2 separate regions of the Mus musculus genome follow, and region 2 is linked to region 1. Evidence: chromatin loops called from intact Hi-C (ENCODE). Cell type or tissue: left cerebral cortex. All regions are shown on one strand. Each heading gives the region's core, and the rest is flanking DNA. Links, peaks and the distances in the headings are about the cores only.

The links. Peaks named below come from ENCODE experiments on the same cell type or tissue, not always from the same donor. Only the 100,000 strongest peaks of a DNase experiment are listed, where the experiment ranks them.
Region 2: a loop joins it to region 1, with 2.9 times the contacts of the local background. A loop is called at or near these places in 2 of 42 quality-filtered maps.

What each region holds. Positions count from the first base shown.
Region 1 is chr7:49,948,019-49,959,925 of GRCm38, forward strand. It overlaps Slc6a5 (solute carrier family 6 (neurotransmitter transporter, glycine), member 5), which reads left to right. Exons shown (of 16, transcript NM_001146013.1): 13 at 223-322; 14 at 3,386-3,486; 15 at 8,380-8,547; 16 at 11,251-11,475. The coding sequence ends at 11,406. Among named protein-coding and RNA genes, the nearest start is that of Nell1, 21 kb to the right of the region's middle. In left cerebral cortex, for the core only: a CTCF peak has its summit at 5,680 (motif pointing right); a DNase peak (open chromatin) is centred at 5,765.
Region 2 is chr7:51,264,430-51,276,336 of GRCm38, forward strand. No RefSeq gene overlaps it. Among named protein-coding and RNA genes, the nearest start is that of Gm33015, 170 kb to the right of the region's middle. In left cerebral cortex, for the core only: CTCF peaks have their summits at 2,638 (motif pointing right) and 6,310 (motif pointing left); DNase peaks (open chromatin) are centred at 1,663, 1,904, 2,646 and 6,301.

The DNA of each region.
Region 1 (11,907 bases), core at 1,965-9,964:
TGTGCTTTATCGATTCCCTCAGAGGCCACTGAGGGATGCCTCTGTTAAGCTGGACAAGTCTCCAGTTTACATGCCTTGTCCAGGTATAGTCTCTGCTGTGGACCAGGGAGGACTCTGACCCTGCTGGTCCTCAGGAGGGAGAAGAGGAGCTATTACAGGTGGGAAGATGGAGCTGGGCCATGGGGTCCTATTTGATGGTGGCTGTTTTCTCTCTCCTGCTAGGGTGGAATCTACATGTTTCAGCTTGTGGACACCTACGCTGCCTCCTATGCCCTTGTCATCATTGCCATATTTGAGCTTGTTGGCATCTCCTATGTGTATGGTAAGGGGACACTCTGCCTGTTGCCATGGGAGGGCCAGAATGTATGGCAGGCCTTGCTGACAAGTATGGACCCCATATTTAAAGGGGTTCAATGCTTCTATTTCTGAGCTTGCCTCAGATTCACTGTGAGGAAATTAAATGAGAAACCAAAGGTGCCTGACTGTGAATCTTAGCAGTGTATGCCAGAAGATCGTAGGACCTGGTTTTGGGTATGGGCTGGCACAGTTAATGCCTGTGGCCAGTGGGCTCCTTTGCTGGTGTGGGATTATTCTCCGTGTTGGCAGTATCACTGCCCATGTGCTTGAGGTGAAGGGTGGCTCCCCACAACCCCAGGATACCAAAGGCCACTCGATCATAGAGCCTTCCAATCTTGATAAGCACCTGGGGGGAACTTGCCATACAGTATCTAAGTCCCGGATTTTCTCAGCAAAGAAACTTTCAGTTCCCTAATGGTTTACTAGTTCTGCCATCACCATAGCAACATGCAACCCATCCACTAGAGCTATTATCAAGGATAAAGGATGGCAGCCATCTCCACCCTTTGTGCACAAGTATGTGTCGTAGAGGTCACACCAGGGCCCTCCTGGTTAGTCTGTCCAGTTTGGCTCAGGTACTGCTGACTCCTTTGTGATTAGACATCTTAGAATGGTCACTGGATAAGGCCACATAGCAACTATTAGGGAAAAAAAAAGTTTCAGGGTTCAATGATCTAATAGTCTTGTAGTCGCTGAAGAGATAGAAACTTTGTTCTAAGAGAAAAATAAGTGAAATGAATTGCTTGGAATAGAGGTGCCCCCAGATCATCATGTGGGGATGCTAGAAGTGTTTGCAGAGCTCTGATCTCCAAAAGGAGGACAACACACTCCCCAACTTCTGTGTGCCCTGGGAAGAGTGCCTTGATTGTTGGTCTCATACTGGCAGGTATGCAAAAGTTATTAGATTTCCTGGAAATCGCATTAAAATAAAAAAGAAATAAAATAGAGCAGAAAATCAGGATCGAAAATGAAAATCTTTCATGTAAAATTTATTCACCCTAGAAACAGGAAGAGGCTACAATTATTAATTAAAAAAAATTACTGAGCACGGTGGCACCTGCCTTTAAACCTAGCACCGGGGAGGCAGAGGTTGGTAGCCTGGTCTACAAAGTTCCAGGATAGCCAGAGGACTACACAGAGAAACCCTGTCTCAAAAAGCAAACGGAACAGAACAAAACAAAGTCTCGTGTGCAGTATATGTGTGTCTGAGTATGACTATGTGCACCAGTGTTATGGGCATGGAGGTCAGAAGAGGGCATCAGATCCCCTGGAGCTGGAGTTATGGGTGGTTGTGAGCCACCTGGTGTGAGTGCTGGGGGTGGGAGGGGAGGTCGGGGAGGGGTTGGAAATGTCAAACTCTGGATCTTTACAAAAGCTGTTTGTGCTCTTAACCACAGAGCCATCTCTCCAGTCTTGCAATTACGTCCAGATGAGAGTTGAAGGGGAATTTTTTTAAAGACTCGAGACCATCCCCCCATTTCAGGGAGAGTTTGATCGTTGCACTTATAGCTTGTCTGCAGTCATGCCCATGGGCATAGACTAGCTCCTTTTACCCAGTTCCTAACTGCTAATTGCCACAAAAGGCACATTCCCAAAGCCCTTTCTGGTATAACAGGCCTATTCAGCAAGGCTTGAAAACAATTAAACCAGGCACCTTTTAATATGCCTAGTTTTAGAAGTTAAATCGTCTCTCCCAAACCTTAAGCAAATCTGGCTGTGAAGGAATGAGTAAACCCCAAGTACTTCCGTCAATGGGCTATGCTAATTTTCCTGGTACTCCATTAACCTCTTTTTATTTTTATTTTTTTATTTTTTTTGAGAAATCTCTAGGTTTTCCGTGATGGTCATATGACTTTGTGGTTCGGTCATCAGTATATCAGGGCCTCCTCTGTGAGGAACACATCTTGGATACATCAGGATGAGTTTTTAGACATCCCCCAAAACAGCAGTGGTCCTCAACCTGTGGGCTGAGACCCCTTCTGGGGATTGAGCCTTTCATAGGAGTTACCTAAGACCATCAGAACACACAGATATTTACATTACAATTTATAACAGTAGCAAAGTCAGAGTTATCAAGTAGTGATGAAATAATTTTATGGCTGGTGGGGGGGGGTGGTTTACCACAACACGGGCCACTGGATTAAAGGGTGGCAGCATTAGGAAGTCTGGGGATCACTGCAATGTGGTGACCTGTACTCAGGAAGCTATCAGGTCCCGTTTGCATATTGAACCCCCATTTCTGATGGGTTCCACTTCTGTTATCAGTGCCTTGCCTCCGAAGCAGCACTCCAGTGCCCTCCTAAACTAAGAGGTTGCCAGGAGGGTGGCTCTATGGGTGTATGGCTGTCTCCTTTACATTTTACGTTAGTGAAGTTTCAGAGCAGACAACAGTCATTGAGTTCCAGCTTAAGTGAGTGCTGGCCACTTGGGATTAACATTGCTTTTCACCTGTAGCTGTCACCAGACTCTAGGCAGAGCAAGGTGGATGCAATGGAAATGCTCTCCGGAGGGTGAGAGGCACCACCCCAGGCCACAGAGACTTGCTAAGTGCTGAGCCTTTTATAATATGGTCTCTTGGTTTACCGAAATCTTTTCCTCTGCTAGACTTGACATCAAGCAGACCAAGCCCATGCACATGCCACTGCCAGGGGACCTGGAACTAAGCTCTGGAGATGTTGCCATGGCAGCTCTGAACCTCACTGCAGAGAGTGTTTAGCATCTATTTCAACATTCAGTTAGCCTCAGTATTCCTGACAGTGAGTTATCTGTCTGATAGTTTCCTGTCTCAGGGAAACAGGGGTTATGGTGACCTAAGTTGGGTTCTTCCTTAGCCAAGGTTGTTGAGTGAGGGGCTCCCCCCGTACCCCTGCCCACTGTACCTCACACATGGCCTCTGCTGTCTCTCAGCAGGCTCCCCCGCCACCCCTGCCCACTGTACCTCACACATGGCCTCTGCTGTCTCTCTGCAGGCTCCCCCGCTACCCCTGCCCACTGTACCTCACACATGGCCTCTGCTGTCTCTCTGCAGGCTTGCAGAGATTCTGTGAAGACATCGAGATGATGATTGGATTCAAGCCCAACATTTTCTGGAAAGTCTGCTGGGCATTCGTCACACCGACCATTTTGACTGTAAGGGCTGAATGCTTTCTCTCACAGCCTCTCCTGCATGTCAGTGCTTTACCACCTTTGAATACATGTGTGCCTCCTGGTGAGGCTGGGGAGCTGGTGGGATGGGTATTGGCCTTGTCTTCCAAGGCGAGTGTACTGTAGGCCAGAAAGGAGAAGCGACTGAACTCCAGGTATCTGGCTGGTCAGGGATGGAGCTAGGATTGACCAAGCACATCTGTGTAGGGCACACACATTATATCCGTCTGCCTCTTGTGCTAGCAGATAGCAGTCAACAGCCAAGTAGGCCACACATTTACCATGGTTCAGATTTTGTTCTGGGTGACTGGTGTATAGGGCTCTCTCTCAGCAGTCCTGCCAGGCTGGTGTAGTGATCTTTGTCTTGCAGAAGGGGAATGTCCTCTTTCCTTTTCAGTTGCCATGATAAGATAACCTAACAAAAACAGCTCAGGGGACAGAAGGGTTTATTTCCACTTACAGTTCCAGGTTGTAGTTCATCATAGCAGGGAAGCCATAGTATCAGGAGCTTGAAGCAGCTGGGTACACTCAGTCAAAGGCAGAGAGAAATGATGGCACCCATGTTTGTTCGTGCCCAGCTAGCTTTCCACTTTTCAGAAAAGGATCTCTTCTACTATTTCCTTACACGTGTGCCTGTGTGTGTCTGTGTGCATGTATGTGCAGGTGCATGTGGGAGCCTGAAGAGTCCAGAAGTCCCATTGGATCCCCTGGAGCTGGAGTTCAGGTGGCTGTGAGCTGTGAGCCAAATTCCAATCCTTTGTAAGAGCAGCACATGCTCTTAACACTTTGAGCTCTTTCTCCAGCCCCTGATTTCTGTAATATGAGATCCCTCTGCCTAGGGAATGAAGCTGCCTACAGTGGACTACATCTTCTCACATCAACTAACATAAGCAAGGCCAACCCCACAGGCCAACCTGATCTAGGCAATTCTTCATTGAGACTCCTTTCTAAGCGATTCTAGGTGGTGTCAAGGGAACAATTAAAACTAAGTATCACAGGGAACCCGAAGCTTGGAGTTATGTGACTGAACTAGCATTGAATGTACAATAGTTAGCAATAGTCTGAATTTGAACCCACATGTTCTGGCTCCTAACCATTCTCAATGTGCCTACTCTACAATTAATGCAGCTTTAATCAGGCATTTACTGCTGATTTTTATAGCTTTTGAGAGCCATGTTGTCACCTTCAAGTGTGGGGAAGGAGTTTTGAGATCATCTGACATTCCCTTTCTTAATGAACAGAGCCACAGATATGCCTGTAGTCTATACAGACTTAAACTCACACCTGTAACCCTCCTTATTGTGCCCGAAGCTATCAGCGTGGCTTCACTTTTTTCCCCAAGCAAATCTGCAGAGATTTTGTCTTCCCCCTCCTCTGCTTGCTTTTTGTCTTTTTCTGACTTATGGGGATTTTGTCTTTTTCTGACTTATTGAGAAAGCCTGGAGGAAGTTGCCTGTAATTTTTTTATTTATTATGCATTTTCCTCAATTACATTTCCAATGCTATCCCAAAAGCACCCCATACCCTCCCCCCCCACTCCCCTACCCACCCATTCCCATTTTTTGGCCCTGGCGTTCCCCTGTACTGGGGCATATAAAGTTTGTGTGTCCAATGGACCTCTCTTTCTAGTGATGGCCGACTAGGCCATCTTTTGATACATATGTAGCTAGAGTCAAGAGCTCTGGGGTACTGGTTAGTTCATAATATTGTTCCATCTATAGGGTTGCAGGTCCCTTTAGCTCCTTGGGTACTTTCTCTAGCTCCTCCATTGGGAGCCCTGTGATCCATCCAATAGCTGACTGTGAGCATCCACTTCTGTGTTTGCTAGGCCCCGGCATAGTCTCTCAAGAGACAGCTATATCTGGGTCCTTTCAGTAAAATCTTGCTAGTGTATGCAATGGTGTCAGCGTTTGGAAGCTGATTATGGGGTGGATCCCTAGATATGGCAGTCTCTAGATGGTTCATCCTTTTGTCACAGCTCCAAACTTTTTCTCTGTAACTTCTTCCATGGGTGTTTTGTTCCCAATTCTAAGAAGGGGCACAGTGTCCACACTTTGGTCTTCATTCTTCTAGAGTTTCATGCATTTGGCAAATTGTATCTTATATCTTGTGTATCCTAAGTTTTGGGCTAATATCCAGTTATCAGTGAGTACATGTAATTTTTACTTATCCCAGTAGGTGGCACTAGAAACCAGCTAGAGAGCCCGCTTTGCACCACCAGACACCAGCTTCTTTTAAGATGCAGAATGAATAAAAGCAGATGCAATGGAGATATATTTTTTTTTCTTCATTTGCTTGCCTTTCCCCCCTCCCCCATCTGCTGAGAGTATGTTCTAGTTAAACCATATCTTTCTGAAAAGCTAGAGGTTTAGACAGAAAATCCATCCCACAATCTCCGTCTTCTGTATGGACACCGAGAGCTTACCCACATCTATATTGGTAGTGTGAAAAGCCCTGCTGGAGTTGGGGCATGAGACCTGAACAATATTAAAGACAGGTGCTCATGAATGAAGTGTGTCTAAGCCGGCTTAGCTTATGGGTGTGAAGATGATGCTGTTGCCTGTTGCCTGAATATGCTGTGTTAGCAAATCCTGTCCCTGTTGACCCTTGACTTCCCTCATTTTCATTCCTTGTAGTTTATTATCAGCAGAGTCAGCTTTACAATATGTTCTATATTCTGTCCTCCTTTTCTTTTCATCCCAGAAGAGTGTCAGAATTTTGCCTTAATCTGTGGAGATGCATCACACGGCCATCCGCCTGCTGCTGTGTGTGTTTCAAGGCAGGCCCTTTATTGGCCTTATCGTTTACACCCATGCCATCTCCCCATTTTACAGATGTGTACATTGAGGCTCAGAGAGGGTAAGGGACTTGCTCTAGGCCACAAGGCCGTAGAGCTAGGGTGGCCTTTAAGCTTGCCCTCTGCATTCTGACAGTCTAGGAACAGCATGGCCTGTTTGGGTTAGAAGTCAAGTCTTCGAACTCAGGGAGAAGGAATTCTATTTCATTATTTTTTATTTCATTCTTGGGGAAGTTCTCAGTTTTGCTGTGATTCGGTAGATTACACGTCAGAAGCTGCGGAGACACCCTAAGACTGTCTTGAGCAGATTCTCTATGCTGTTTGGAGGTAGGGATGTCTCCAACCAGTGTGTCTCCTGTGTCTCATTGGTTGCTGGGAAAGGCAGAGGTGGGCAGGACTTGGAAGCAAAGTCCACCCCAGTGCAGGCTCTCATCCAAGCTGACCTGGCAGAGGGAAATTTATGGCAAGCAACCGGCTTGTGCCTAAAAGTTTGATGTGATATTTGCGGAAGTGGAAATGGGTGTCAAAGGTCTCTGCCCTGCTTGTATTTTACCATTTACCTCCGTAGCAGAGATAGCTTCCAGGTCCTGGACCAGGGTGAGATTATGGGTTTAAATCACTTCAGGGCCTCTGAGATAAAATCCATCATTTTTCTACGTGCCGTCATGGATTTATGGGGCCATAAATATCCTCATGCAATTATCATATGCACAGTCTGATCACGTTACTGAAGGCACACACATAAGCAGATGCATTGCTATTTATATAGTAAATGAAACAGAGCAGCATGCCATAATGACATCGGGCCATACTTCCAATAGATTGGCTAATAAAACTTATGACTCAGGGGCAAAAGTTGGAAAGGGGGGGGGCTAATGTCGACCTTGCTTTCCACGGGAGCCTTGTCTTTGGGCTTACATTGCTTTGAATCACCATATGAATTTCACCGAAAAGAAGTCCCTGGCCCTGGCAGCCTGGGTGCTGAGGCACTGGTGTGGATGTTTTGTGTTTGTCTCGGGCTTCGCAGTTCTCCAAAAATCTCCCACCTGCTATTTCCCTCCAATCATTTTGTTACACTGCAGCTTACGGTAGGAAGAGAGACATAGAGCCGGGGAAAGGGCGTACGTGGATAATTCTAGGCTTATGCTGCCACAGGCAAGAAGAATACGCGGAATCATGTTGTCTTGAGAAATGGTCTCCACAGGCTGGGCTGGAGCTGTCAGAAGCCTGGCTCTGTATACAGATGCCTCTGACTTCAGCCTATGCCTTCCCTTGGCCCTCTTCAGCTGCCCAGCCAAGCCTTCGGACGGATCTCAGAGCTCTTGCTGGTCGAAGTACGATGTGATCACAGATAACGGCCAAAACCCACATCATGACCTTTTAAGAATGAGGAAGGTCTCTGGAGTAAATACAGACTTCTGCTCCCAGAGAATCCCAGCACTGCATACATGGTGTGAAATAAATCAATTTTGTAGCTGAGAATCTGAGAGGCCCTACAGCTCATTAGCTCAGGTCTCTGGGGTCACTGGTGATCTCCCTCCCCCTCCCCCTCCCCCTCCCCCCTCTCCCCCTCCACCAATGGCTTATTATAGGACTGTGCTTCTAGATCAGTCACCTGTGGGGGACCAAGAACCATGTTGAATCTCACACAGCCAACTTTAGAGGCAGCCTCACACGTTGGCTATTCCTTGTGCAAGAAGGAAGCCAAATGGATTCAATTAAAAGGATTGAGATCTACAAATTTAGCACATCATTCCCCCCATTATAACAAAGGCTTAGTTATCAATGGTAGTGCAGTCAGTCTCCTCAGAACTCCCAGCTGTCAGGCACTGTGCTATGTTCTCCTGGTGTAGCCATTGACTTCATGTGTGAGGACAAACACAGGAGCAGTAGCTGAGTTTGTGTTTCCACCTTCGCCATCTTGAGGTTTTACTTCCTTCACTGGGAAAACCCCCTTTCAGAGAGATGAGAGTGTACACAAGGCAAGAGGAGCGAAGCATGCGGCCGGGTTCCGTACGTGCGTGTTGAATGAGTGAGTGACTCACACCATCACCCTAAGGCAACTTTCTCTTCTCTCTCAGTTTATCCTTTGCTTCAGCTTCTACCAGTGGGAGCCCATGACCTATGGCTCTTACCGCTACCCTAACTGGTCCATGGTGCTTGGATGGCTGATGCTCGCCTGCTCCGTTATCTGGATCCCGATTATGTTCGTGATAAAAATGTATCTGGCTCCCGGGAGATTTATTGAGGTAATTCTATTGGCTCCTTTCCCCCTGCTAGCCTCTCCCGAGGGAGAGATCCTAAAAGCTCTATGCATTAAAAACAAAAAGATCCGGTAAACATATCCAAGAAGGATACTGGGTGAGTAAGTCATCCCAGTTGCCACTGATTCTATTAAACTCATTTTAATTATATATTATTCCTGTAGTGGAGGAGACCAGTCAATCATCAGGCTGAGTGAGCTGTGCTGTTCCTCACAGTGGTGGCAGCCTTGGGACGAGCAATCTGAATGCCTCCTCTTTCCCAGAGCTCCCATCCCCTCCTCCTCAGCTACTATCTATATCTTGGAGTTCATTTTTTAACACAGGGGTCCCCTCTCTGGTGTCCCTCTGCCTCCAAGCTTCCTCCCTCCTAAATGTTGATTGCCATTAGACTTAAAGTCACCACTGCTCCCTTTGTTCCTGAGTGAAGGATGTCTGATTAGACATTTGACGACTCTCAGCATGTCCTATGCAGTCCAGGGCGTGGCTAGTGCGAGGGGAGACTTGCTTTCCCTTACCAACTGTCATAGTTAGCTTTCTGTTGCTGCAATAAAATCATGACCAGGAGCAGCTTAGGGAGGAAAGGGCCTATTTCATCTCATTATTGCCCAGTCACAATCTTCCCTGAGGGAAGGAAGTCAGAGTAGGAGCTCAAGGCAGGAACCTAGAGATAGAAGCTGAAGGAGAGGTCATGGAGAGGACTACTTCCTGGCTTGTTCCTCCTGGCTTGCTCAGCTTGTTTTCTTATGTAACTTGAGGCCATCTGCCCAGAGGTGGCACTGTCACCATGGGTTAGGCCCTCCCACATTAATCATTAATCAAGATAATGCCCCCACGGACTTGCCTATGGGCTCATCTGAAGGAGGCGATTCCTCAGTTGCCGTTGCCTCTTTCTAGATGACTGTACCTGGCTAAGCTCACTAGCACACCACTCAGTTCTGATCAGAGCTCAGGGGACTTTTCCATAGAGACAATGGGACGGCCACCACTGAGGAGCCACCCAGCTTTTGTTACTCATGAGAAGTCACTTGTTCAAGTGTACCTGTAATTCTAGCACTTGGGAAGTAGAAGCAGGAGGATCAAGAGTTCAAGGCTATCCTTAGCTCTGTGTGAACTTTAGGCTACCCTGGGCTATAGGAGATCCTGTCTCCAAGGGAAAGGAAACGGTCATTTGTCCAGCTGGGCTGAGAATGAATGACCTCTGCCTGCATCCTGAAGACATCTGGACCTCCATGAGCCCTGGGGTCTGATCTAGAGGCGTCCTGGGAGCTTGTCACAAATGCAGACAGCCAGGTTCTCTCAACTGCACGGAGCTCAGGGGAATGGAGCTTGGCCTCATCTTCTAGTGATTTGGTTGCGTGTTCGGATTTGGGAAGCACTGAGCCCATCACAAAGAAATACTTATTCACTGGGGTGGAGAATGGCTGTGTGGGGTCTGCTCTTGGGCAGCTAGATTGACATGAAGAAGAGGCTGGTGGGGAGGGACAGGGCAGGGGTGAGGGCGTGGCCAGCACACAACACAAGTGTTCACTTGGTGTGGGTAAGCAAGTGGCCTTTGTTTCCACTGACCCCGGATGACAGTGAGTCCTCATGTTTAAGATGTATTCTGGTTTTCTTCCCTAGAGAATTCTGTTTATTATTCTCTGGTGTAAAGCAGTTCTGGCCCAGCCTATCCCCAGCGTACCACGCTTCTTAGCCACCTTCCTACCAGAGGTCACGGGAATCTCTTTCCCTAACCGGAACCTGCTGTAACCTCGGCTGCTGTTGCAGCCTAAAATTCTCTAGACTGATGGGGTTGGCCGTACAAATTTATGATGGTTAATTTGGGACACAAAGGTTGCAAGCTGGTGATTAAAGGGGCATTAAACTAACAGCTATAAGAACCAGATTTTCCCTTAATAGGTAATAAACATATAATTATTCCCTCTTATATAGTCGGAAATAAGTTGTCTTTCTCTATATGTTTCTATCAGATTTTATTTTCAATAATAATTTCAGTTGAAGCTAGAGACACCTCCATTATTTTTAAGCTTATCTACATGAACCTGCACTGCTGATCTGAGTCAGAAACATATATATACGCACATATATGTATATGTGTATATAAATATATATGTATATATACACATATGTGTATACACACACACACACACACACACACTCAACAGACAATTAAAATTTTTGTTCATGCTTGGTGGTGTATCTTTGGGTTTGGCTTTTTTCTTGGCCATTTGTATACTTTTGGGAAATATGCTAAAAAAAATCCAATTATTTTTGATGTAGCAACCCATCACTGAGACTCCAGAACAAATGTAATTGAGCCCATGGCTTTTGCTGTTGAGAGCAGAAGTAGGAGCTTGGGAGCTCTCTCAACTTGGTGGGTGGAGATGTATAATTAAAATCTGGGCCCTTTGTCCTCTACTCATCGTATGCACGGGAAACATGGAGCAATCACAAAGTTGCTTTCAGGGTGATGATTTCAAGAGAACCAAACCTAGTCTTGCTTTTCCTGTTCTTGGCCTGGTTAATAAATGCTGGCTCATCTCCCTCACTGTGAGGCGAGGGGGAGGGGCTCTTGACTTCAGTGGTGGATCTGAGGAAATGGTACCTAGTCTTTTGGGGATGGCTAGCGGTGCCAAGGGGAGGAAGGCGAGTTCATATTGTAACTATGGGTCTTTGCCTTCTTTGCAGAGGCTGAAGTTGGTATGCTCGCCACAGCCCGACTGGGGCCCATTCTTAGCTCAGCACCGCGGGGAACGCTACAAGAATATGATCGACCCCTTGGGAACTTCGTCGCTGGGACTCAAGCTGCCCGTGAAGGATTTGGAACTGGGCACTCAGTGCTAGTCCAGTCGTGTGGATGGTCCGGTATTACTCCCGGGCTTCCTCTCTGCCTCCCCTTCACACTTTCCCCAGATTTATTCCCAATTTTCTTCTTTCTCCCCACACTTCGGTTCACAGCTGTGCATGAGAGTGTTCCATAGAAAAGTAGGACATAGCGTAGCATGCCGTAGCGAGAGCCACACAGGCCACTGATAGCGCTGTCTGTCTGTTGTCTGTGTTATCAGTTTCTGGAAGGGTTGGCCCCCTGGTCAGGTTTCTTCCTTCATCCTGCAGGATGGGTTGACCAGGTGGATGCTGGCAGGTACGTGGTTGGTTTGGCAGTAGAGAAATTGCGTTGTGTCTTCTCATTGCCGGAAGGAGAGAGTAGGGCACGGGGAGAATGCAGACTTTCCAGACTCATCAGCACCGTCCAGCTGATCTGGGCAACACAGTGATCTCATTCAGAAGCTGGAAGTTCAGGTCAGGTATGTTTAGCCGGATGGCAGAGCTGGCAATTATTTTGGA
Region 2 (11,907 bases), core at 1,415-9,414, 1.3 Mb after region 1:
AGTACAGGGATCTATTAAATGCAGGCCTTTTGCTCTGAAACTGCAAAGCATGCATCTGCAGCTGTGTTTCTGCAGATAGCAGAATCATCTGCTCAAAGGCTGCCGTGCCCTTGACATGGAACAGTATACCAGAAATCTAACTCCAGACCATCAAGCAAGGGGTTTGAATGTGTACAAAGGAAAATTTTTCCCATAAATATGTATGGAAAGTCCATCTCTGTTTGTGAATACCAGAAAGGTGTACAGAAGAGAATCACATTGCTGTTTGTTAGAAATTATTCAGATGGAGGAGGGAGGACCCTGCATTTTATTAAATAATCCAGACATCACATCAAGACATTATGCTTTGACTTCCTTAGGTCCTTCCATTTTCCCCCTTCAGGCTGGATTCAGACTTTAGTTCTTTCTTAACTGCATAAATAAGCAGCATCAATCTCCAGAGCGAAGAAAAACTTCCTTTGTAGCAGATAAATAGCTTCTAAAGGCATGGTTTTCTTGAAGGTCAGGGCCATAATTAACAAAGCATAGTGCACTCACTTCACCCTAGCCCCTCCCCATATTGCTGCCATTGTAATTACCAATGGCAGTCTTGGCTATGATAAACACAAACTACAAGTTACTTCAAACTGGGGGTTAAAAGAGTGGAAGTACCTTGGATTAATGGAGATGCTGTTGGGATCACATGGCCTCTGACGCTCTGAGGGAGGGCTCTTCCTTTCCCCTTCAGCTTTTCCTTGGCCTTAGGTGGCAGAGCTTCAGTCTCTGACTCCTACATCTGAATCATTTCCACATCTATGTCTATTAACTATTGACTGGTAGATTATGATAGCATTTCCTATGTAGCCAGGCTAGACTTTCTGACCCTCCTGCTCTGCCTCCCAAGTGCTAGAATTATGAGAAATCGTCACCAAGCCTGGCTCCATGCATATCTTATAATGTAATATAATATATAATAAATAAAACACAGAATATAAAACATTGTGTATTTAATTGTTCAGGTATTCAGGTACTGTACTATATAAGATACCACTTTATTGTTTTTTAGGAAGTTGTAAGATAATCTCACATAGTCAAGGCTGGCTTACAATTTATTGTATATGAATCTGGGTGAGTATCAACCCAAATAAGTATGTATGAAATGCCATAAAGAATTCTGTTATTTTGTATGCTAATTCAAACTCAAATAAAATGTATTTCTGAAAGTGAACTAAAGATAATACTAGCAGCATCCTGGTCAAGCTCCGGATGGCTGAGAGAAGCTCTCTACGCCACTGACGTGAGCCCTGTAGAGCCTTGTCTTGAGAGATACTTGAGTAAAATAGGATATCAGAACCATTGTCTTTTTTAATAAAAGGCTATACAGTCCAATAGTGTAGAGAGACCCACAAATTAATGACTACAGTATCTCATTGTGTTTAATCCTGTTACTTTCCTTCAGATCATGTCTGCAACTAGAAGCCTCTAGCTTTTAGCTCTATAGGTAATTTTAGATGAAGCAATAAGAAGCTAACTAAAAATTTTTCCACTATTACTGAAGCTTTGCAAAAATATGAATGGAGTAAAAACATCAATGCTCAAAATAAAACCTTGAAAAGAGATAGACCCAGAAGGTTGGAACTTAAGAGACAGAAGGAGTGTGGGTGTCCCATAAGGTGGAAACACATGGAAAGGATCCTTTCCACCTTAGACTGGATGAAAACGTTAACTTGTGTGTCTGACTGCTCTGTGGTGTGTCAAATTGTAAGGAGGGCTCCATGGAGGGAGACCAGGGGTCAGACTCAGGCTGCACTTGACTGGGGAATTTAACAGGAAAAGTTTCCCCAATGGAGTCAGATAGCATACCCAATGAATAGAAAGGTGACCTTACACTTCTCACGTAGTCCTGGGATAAGAATGCTGCCTACAGCAAGAGACGCACCTGCTCATGTGAGCATCAGTGCAACATAAGGACCCAAAGCAGGTGGCTTTTAGCTCAACAGATGGAATTAGAAGTGTAAAGAAGTAGGATTTTTATACATTTCAGCTTGCTGGAAAGAAGTCTGTGTATATCAAACTCAAATATGAGTCTAAAGAGAAAACGGCAAAATAACAACAAAAAGAAATGATGAAGTAAAATCGAACTATTCCTAGGGGGATTTTCTGAATATTTGCAGATATGCTTGTTTATCTTTCTATGCCTGTGATGCCAAATGTTCTCAAGGGTGAAAGCAATAAAAGATCAAGGTCACTAGACCCTTGAAAGTTAGTAACTGGTCCAAATGAACTGTGTCGGTACAACGAAGACTGGGACTTGTTCTATCCTTCTTATTGGCTTCTTAGGGCAAGGAGTATCAGTTTCTTTAGTGATGCACCTACACGTAACATGATCCATTAATAATCTCTCACCTACGTGCAGGCAAGTGACTCTTGCTAAACTCAGGGGATGCTAATTCTACTAAGTAGAATTGACAGTGATGGGTGGGCACGGGGGCTTGCTGACAGAAGTGGGTCAGGGGAAGGGGGAAGGGAGATAGCAGAATAATGAGGAGGTAAAAGTGGCAAAACTACATTATAAAAAGTATGACAAAAGAGAATGCTAGAATAATGCATCTGTTGTGATGACGGTGTGAGGAGTCTCTGTGACACTGTCCAGCTCCTGGATCCAGCAGGGGGAGCTCTGTGGGTATAAATGTCGATATTTTCTTTCTTCTTTTTTTAATTGTGTATTTTATTTATTTACATTTCAAATGTTATCCCCTTTCTCGTTTTCCCTTATGCAAAACCCCTACTCCATCCGCCTTACACTACTTCTGTGAGGGTGCTCCCCCACCCACTCACCCACTCTTACCTCAACACCCTAGCATTCCCCTATACTGGGGCATCAAGCCTTCACAGGAGCAAGGGTCTCCCCTCCCATTGATGACAGATAAGTCCCCTTCAGCTCCCTCAGTCCTTCCTCTAACTCCTCAGTCCGATGGTTGGGCTGCAAGCATCCACATCTGTATTAGTCAGGATATGGCAGAGCCTCTCAGGCGACAGTTATATCAGGCTCCTGTCGGCAAGCACTTCTTGGCATCAGCAATAGTGTCTGGGTTTGGTGTCTGCATGTGGGATGGATCCCCAGGTGGGGCAGTCTCTGGATGGCCTTTTCTTCAGTCTCTGTTCCACTCTTTGTCCCTGTATTTCCTTTAGACAGGAGCAATTCTGGGTTAAAATTTTGGAGATGGGTGGGTGGCCCCATCCCTCAACCAGGGGCCATGCCTAACCTCTGGATATGGTCTCAACAGAATATTTCCTCTCTTTGTGAGACATTTCAGCTAATGTCATCCCCTTTGGATCCTGGGAGACTCTTGCTTTCCTGGCATCTGGGACTTTCTGATTGCTACTCCCAGTTTCCCATCCTCCATTGCTACACACCTTTGATCAATTTCCTGACCCTCTGTTCACTCCTCCTTCTCCTCCCATACCTTTTTCTGCCCCTCTTTCCCCCCTCCCCCTGTTCTCTTCCTCCCAAGTCCCTCCCATCCTCTACTTCCCTTGACTATTTTGTTCCCCCTTCTAAGTAGGACTGAAGCATCCACTCTTTGATCTTCCTTCCTCTTGAGTTTTATATGGTCTGCGAGTTGTATCGTGGGTATTCCACACTCTTTGCCTACTATCCACTTATCAGTGAGTACATACCATGTGTGTTCTTTTGTGACCGAGTTACCTCACTTAGGGTGATACTTTCTAGATCCATCCATTTGTCTGTGAATTTCACAAAGTCGTTGTTTTAATAGCTGAGTAGTAGTCCGCTGTGTAAATGAACCACACACATTTTCTGTATCCATTTCTCTGTTGAGGGACATCTGAGTTGTTTCCAGCTTCTGGCCATTTCATCATCATACCTCATGCCCACCCTGGATTATAAAACCATAGGTTTAGAATGGAGTCTGCCTTCCACACACACACTTTTCCTATCACAACTAGGTCTACATTATTCCTGAAAATCTCACGCAACTCCCCCCAGCAACCACATCAGGTGGGCTCAGAAATTTTTTCCCAGGCACCTGGATGCTTGCTCTCGTTCTTACGTTGATGTGGTCATAAGTTCTGCTAGTGTTACCTTTAGCTACTGTTCAACACATTTTTTTAAATTTGATATTGTATTTATCATACAAAGTAACAAAGTTACTTGCGGAATTTGCACACAATCTTAGTTTGGGTTGATACTGGTCTCAATTCATACATAGTAAATTTTAAGACTACCCCATCACTCCTAAATAATAAGAAAATTGTACTTTATATGGCTTGCTACACTACTCATACCAATATATCATCTATTATATTTAATTATGTTACATCATAGTATAGCAACTGCGTGAGGGGTGTGTGTATCTATTCCCTTAACTCTTGGCATGATTGCCTTTTGGTAGTTTTGCTTAGCAACAAGCTGAGAGTCTGTCTCCTTGTAGTGTGCTTTTGCCCTAAGAGGGTGCAGCCTTGGGGCCAGTGCACAACTATTCCAATTATCCTGGGAATGTCTTTCACGGTCACTTTCCTTTCTTGCAGACAATTGTTAAGTATTACGAATTGCCAACAGAATGCAGTACTCCTGGATTTTGGAAGTCCCCTTGGGTTCTAAATAACCGCTTGTTCTGAGTCAATTAACTTTGAGACCAAACAAAGGCAGTTTTAGAGGCCACTGTTTGAGGTTTTTGATGGTCCCAGTAGTTCACTTAGCTGTTGTTTTTTTGTCTGTTTAGGTTTTATTTTGTTTGTTTTGGTTTGCCACATTGTATGGTGATTCAGCTTGCCCCCAGTTAAGGGAATTTCGTGATTCTGTTGGCCTTTCCCCTTTTTTCCTTCTTTTAAAATTTTTTTTCTCCTCTGCTGGTGTGTCTGCACCACATGTGCCCATGTGCTGCTTGTGGGAGTGCATGCACACGGAAGGCACCTTATTGACTGTTCAATGTTCCCAGTTTTTCTTTATTTCTGGAAGGCTGGTTTCCTTGCGAAGAGCTTTAGAGCACACTATTGCAAAGTTCTGGCGCAGCAGATGTGTCGGGACAGGGCCTGCTCTGTCTCTGAACATCTGTCACACACTCACATTACTATGGGAAGTGATGAACACTGGTGGCTCCCTTTCCCTCCGGTGAAGACTCTGGCTGTTGAGGAGGAGGAGGAAAGGATAACCCCCATAACAATGAAGTTTCTGTTGGGCATGGTGGTGCAGGCCTTTAATCCCAGCACTTGGGAGGCAGAGGCAGGCAGATTGCTGAGTTCGAGGCCAGCCTGGTCTACAAAGTGAGTTCCGGGACAGCCAGGGCTATACAGAGAAACCCTGTCTCAAAAAACAAACAAAAAACAACAGAACAAACAAACAAACAAAAACAATGAAGTTTCTGCCAAACTGAGACTGGAAGAGGAAGACAAAGAGCCCTGCCGCATGCCAGCTTCACACTTCTGCCTTTCTGCTTTAGCAGATCTTCTTGGTTCGTTCCTCTATGCTCTTTGGACAATAAACTGGGAATTAGAGTTCGGTTTCTAAACCTTGCTTTATATTCTTTTAAGGCAGCATTTCAGTAGCTCAGTCTAGCTTTCAGGCTCTCTATGTACCTAGTGATGACCTTGAACCCTGACCCTCCTACCTCACCTCCAAGCATCTCTACACTCAGTTTATGTGTTTACCTGTCTTCATAGGTTATGTTTCCTTTGGGGGGATCAGGAGTTGGAGCCTGCCCTCCTCAAACTACTGAACATTCTTCCATAGGCAGGTTAAGTGTTTTCTCCACAGTTACACTGAGCTGACTCACTGGAATCTCTCGTGAACTCAACACCTCTGGCTTGTAAGGGGCAGTGTTACGCTAAGCATATTTCCCCTTGCTTGCTCGTGGTCAGCTCTTCATGCACGGAAACCTGTTAATAGGATTATAGATTTGTCTGTTTCTTCCACCTTTCCTCCCATCTCTCTAAGAATCCTCAGTTGCTTAATGGAAAACACTGTCTTGCTTTTTTACTACACCTTTCATATTAAGATAATGATAGCTTTACACACAGTTCCTAGAAATAAAACAGAGAGCTGTGTATCTTGTTCTCCGGAGTGGCTCACATCTGCAGAACTTTAGTGTAGTGCAGCTTTGACTTGTCTCTCTTTCATAATGAGGATCTGACATGCAGCCAGGGACAATGAGAGCGTACAGGGTGGCAGGTGAAAGGCGGTGGGGTTGTTGCATCGGTGGGGGCGGGGGCGCTGTATGAGGACAAATATTCTAAGTAGAAAAGGAAAGCCTCCCTCTCCTTGGACTAGGAGCTGGTGGAAGCAGCATCACATAGCGCCCTCTAGTGTTGCAGTTCTCTTGCAAGTGTTGGCACCACCAGCTCAGATTCCTCAGGCCTTGGCAGTAAGGAAGAAGTGGAACTTTGAAGACCTGTCAGCTCCCTAGAAATTTCCAAAACGTCTCTGACAATCAGTGCGTACAGTTTCCCTTCTCTGGTTCCATACAAGGCCTATCACCCTCCGTTAGCGTGTGTTTCCTCGCCCCAAACCCGCTGCCTGCCCTGGCTTCTCTCCAGCTGTTAAATCAGCTGTGGGTCAGCTGCTTTGCCTCTTGAGCCTTGTGATATCAAAAAGGTCTGGTACAAACTGTTTGGAACAGAACCTTGTAATGTCTGGTATGAACTGTTGTGAACAGTCCCAGGAAGTGTCGGTCTCTAGGAGCCAGGGCAGTCAGCTGCAATCCTCCTGTAGTTGTCTCAGTCCCCGTTGGTCGAATGTACAAGATGGTGGCTGCTCCACCGTCCGGACCGGAGGACAGGTGCCCGTCCGGCTGGGGAGGCGGCCTAAGCCACAGCAGCAGCGGTCGCCATCTTGGTCCGAGACCCGCCGAACTTAGGAAATTAGTCTGAACAGGTGAGAGGGTGCGCCAGAGAACCTGACAGCTTCTGGAACAGGCAGAAGCACAGAGGCGCTGAGGCAGCACCCTGTGTGGGCCGGGGACAGCCGGCCACCTTCCGGACCGGAGGACAGGTGCCCACCCGGCAGGGGAGGTGGCCTAAGCCACAGCAGCAGCGGTCGCCATCTTGGTCCCGGGACTCCAAGGAACTTAGGAATTTAGTCTGCTTAGGTGAGAGTCTGTACCACCTGGGAACTGCCAAAGCAACACAGTGTCTGAGAAAGGTCCTGTTTTGGGCCTTCTTCTTCGGCCAGGAGGAGGTCCAAATACAAGATATCTGCGCACCTTCCCTGTAAGAGAGCTTGCCAGCAGAGAGTGCTCTGAGCACTGAAACTCAGAGGAGAGAATCTGTCTCCCAGGTCTGCTGATAGACAGTAACAGAATCACCAGAAGAACAATCTCTAAACAGAGTCAACTATAACTACTAACTCCAGAGATTACCAGATGGCGAAAGGTAAACGGAGGAATCTTACTAACAGGAACCAAGACCACTCACCATCACCAGAACCCAGCACACCCACTTCGCCCAGTCCAGGGAACCCCAACACACCTGAGAACCTAGACCTAGATTTAAAAGCATATCTCATGATGATGGTAGAGGACATCAAGAAGGACTTTAATAAATCACTTAAAGAAATACAGGAGAACACTGCTAAAGAGTTACAAGTCCTTAAAGAAAAACAGGAAAACACAATCAAACAGGTAGAAGTCCTTACAGAAAAAGAGGAAAAAACATACAAACAGGTGATGGAAATGAACAAAACCATACTAGACCTAAAAAGGGAAGTAGACACAATAAAGAAAACTCAAAGCGAGGCAACACTAGAGATAGAAACCCTAGGAAAGAAATCTGGAACCATAGATTTGAGCATCAGCAACAGAATACAAGAGATGGAAGAGAGAATCTCAGGTGCAGAAGATTCCATAGAGAACATCGGCACAACAATCAAAGAAAATGGAAAATGCAAAAAGATCCTAACTCAAAATATCCAGGAAATCCAGGACACAATAAGAAGACCAAACGTACGGATAATAGGAGTGGATGAGAATGAAGATTTTCAACTCAAAGGTCCAGCAAACATCTTCAACAAAATTATTGAAGAAAACTTCCCAAATCTAAAGAATGAGATGCATATGAACATACAAGAAGCCTACAGAACTCCAAATAGACTGGACCAGAAAAGAAATTCCTCCCGACACATAATAATCAGAACATCAAATGCACTAAATAAAGATAGAATACTAAAAGCAGTAAGGGAAAAAGGTCAAGTAACATATAAAGGCAAGCCTATCAGAATTACACCAGATTTTTCACCAGAGACTATGAAAGCCAGAAGAGCCTGGACAGATGTTATACAGACACTAAGAGAACACAAACTGCAGCCCAGGCTACTATACCCAGCCAAACTCTCAATTATCATAGAGGGAGAAACCAAAGTATTCCACGACAAAACCAAATTCACGCATTATCTCTCCACGAATCCAGCCCTTCAAAGGATAATAACAGAAAAAAACCAATACAAGAACGGGAACAACGCCCTAGAAAAAACAAGAAGGTAATCCCTCAACAAACCTAAAAGAAGACAGCCACAAGAACAGAATGCCACCTTTAACAACTAAAATAACAGGAAGCAACAATTACTTTTCCTTAATATCTCTTAACATCAATGGTCTCAACTCGCCAATAAAAAGACATAGACTAACAAACTGGCTACACAAACAAGACCCAACATTTTGCTGCTTACAGGAAACTCATCTCAGAGAAAAAGATAGACACTACCTCAGAATGAAAGGCTGGAAAACAATTTTCCAAGCAAATGGTATGAAGAAACAAGCAGGAGTAGCCATCCTAATATCTGATAAGATTGACTTCCAACCCAAAGTCATCAAAAAAGACAAGGAGGGACACTTCATTCTCATCAAAGGTAAAATCCTCCAAGAGGAACTCTCAATTCTGAATATCTATGCTCCAAATACAAGAGCAGCCACATTCACTAAAGAAACTTTAGTAAAGCTCAAAGCACACATTGCGCCTCACACAATAATAGTGGGAGACTTCAACACACCACTTTCACCAATGGACAGATCATGGAAACAGAAACTAAACAGGGACACACTGAAACTAACAGAAGTGATGAAACAAATGGATCTGACAGATATCTACAGAACATTTTACCCTAAAACAAAAGGATATACCTTCTTCTCAGCACCTCATGGTACCTTCTCCAAAATTGACCACATAATAGGTCACAAATCAGGCCTCAACAGATTCAAAAATATTGAAATTGTCCCATGTATCCTATCAGATCACCATGCACTAAGGCTGATCTTCAATAACAAAATAAATAACAGAAAGCCAACATTCACATGGAAACTGAACAACACTCTTCTCAATGATACCTTGGTCAAGGAAGGAATAAAGAAAGAAATTAAAGACTTTTTAGAGTTTAATGAAAATGAAGCCACAACGTACCCAAACCTTTGGGACACAATGAAAGCATTTCTAAGAGGGAAACTCATAGCTATGAGTGCCTTCAAGAAAAAACGGGAGAGAGCACATACTAGCAGCTTGACAACACATCTAAAAGCTCTAGAAAAAAAGGAAGCAAATTCACCCAAGAGGAGTAGACGGCAGGAAATAATCAAACTCAGGGGTGAAATCAACCAAGTGGAAACAAGAAGAACTATTCAAAGAATTAACCAAACGAGGAGTTGGTTCTTTGAGAAAATCAACAAGATAGATAAACCCTTAGCTAGACTCACTAAAGGGCACAGGGACAAAATCCTAATTAACAAAATCAGAAATGAAAAGGGAGACATAACAACAGATCCTGAAGAAATCCAAAACACCATCAGATCCTTCTACAAAAGGCTATACTCAACAAAACTGGAAAACCTGGACGAAATGGACAAATTTCTGGACAGATACCAGGTACCAAAGTTGAATCAGGATCAAGTTGACCTTCTAAACAGTCCCATATCCCCTAAAGAAATAGAAGCAGTTATTAATAGTCTCCCAGCCAAAAAAAGCCCAGGACCAGACGGGTTTAGTGCAGAGTTCTATCAGACCTTCAAAGAAGATCTAACTCCAGTTCTGCACAAACTTTTTCACAAGATAGAAGTAGAAGGTATTCTACCCAACTCATTTTAAAAGCATATCTCATGATGATGGTAGAGGACATCAAGAAGGACTTTAATAAATCACTTAAAGAAATACAGGAGAACACTGCTAAAGAGTTACAAGTCCTTAAAGAAAAACAGGAAAACACAATCAAACAGGTAGAAGTCCTTACAGAAAAAGAGGAAAAAACATACAAACAGGTGATGGAAATGAACAAAACCATACTAGACCTAAAAAGGGAAGTAGACACAATAAAGAAAACTCAAAGCGAGGCAACACTAGAGATAGAAACCCTAGGAAAGAAATCTGGAACCATAGATTTGAGCATCAGCAACAGAATACAAGAGATGGAAGAGAGAATCTCAGGTGCAGAAGATTCCATAGAGAACATCGGCACAACAATCAAAGAAAATGGAAAATGCAAAAAGATCCTAACTCAAAATATCCAGGAAATCCAGGACACAATAAGAAGACCAAACGTACGGATAATAGGAGTGGATGAGAATGAAGATTTTCAACTCAAAGGTCCAGCAAACATCTTCAACAAAATTATTGAAGAAAACTTCCCAAATCTAAAGAATGAGATGCATATGAACATACAAGAAGCCTACAGAACTCCAAATAGACTGGACCAGAAAAGAAATTCCTCCCGACACATAATAATCAGAACATCAAATGCACTAAATAAAGATAGAATACTAAAAGCAGTAAGGGAAAAAGGTCAAGTAACATATAAAGGCAAGCCTATCAGAATTACACCAGATTTTTCACCAGAGACTATGAAAGCCAGAAGAGCCTGGACAGATGTTATACAGACACTAAGAGAACACAAACTGCAGCCCAGGCTACTATACCCAGCCAAACTCTCAATTATCATAGAGGGAGAAACCAAAGTATTCCACGACAAAACCAAATTCACGCATTATCTCTCCACGAATCCAGCCCTTCAAAGGATAATAACAGAAAAAAACCAATACAAGAACGGGAACAACGCCCTAGAAAAAACAAGAAGGTAATCCCTCAACAAACCTAAAAGAAGACAGCCACAAGAACAGAATGCCACCTTTAACAACTAAAATAACAGGAAGCAACAATTACTTTTCCTTAATATCTCTTAACATCAATGGTCTCAACTCGCCAATAAAAAGACATAGACTAACAAACTGGCTACACAAACAAGACCCAACATTTTGCTGCTTACAGGAAACTCATCTCAGAGAAAAAGATAGACACTACCTCAGAATGAAAGGCTGGAAAACAATTTTCCAAGCAAATGGTATGAAGAAACAAGCAGGAGTAGCCATCCTAATATCTGATAAGATTGACTTCCAACCCAAAGTCATCAAAAAAGACAAGGAGGGACACTTCATTCTCATCAAAGGTAAAATCCTCCAAGAGGAACTCTCAATTCTGAATATCTATGCTCCAAATACAAGAGCAGCCACATTCACTAAAGAAACTTTAGTAAAGCTCAAAGCACACATTGCGCCTCACACAATAATAGTGGGAGACTTCAACACACCACTTTCACCAATGGACAGATCATGGAAACAGAAACTAAACAGGGACACACTGAAACTAACAGAAATGATGAAACAAATGGATCTGACAGATATCTACAGAACATTTTACCCTAAAACAAAAGGATATACCTTCTTCTCAGCACCTCATGGTACCTTCTCCAAAATTGACCACATAATAGGTCACAAATCAGGCCTCAACAGATTCAAAAATATTGAAATTGTCCCATGTATCCTATCAGACCACCATGCACTAAGGCTGATATTCAATAACAAAATAAATAACAGAAAGCCAACATTCACATGGAAACTGAACAACACTCTTCTCAATGATACCTTGGTCAAGGAAGGA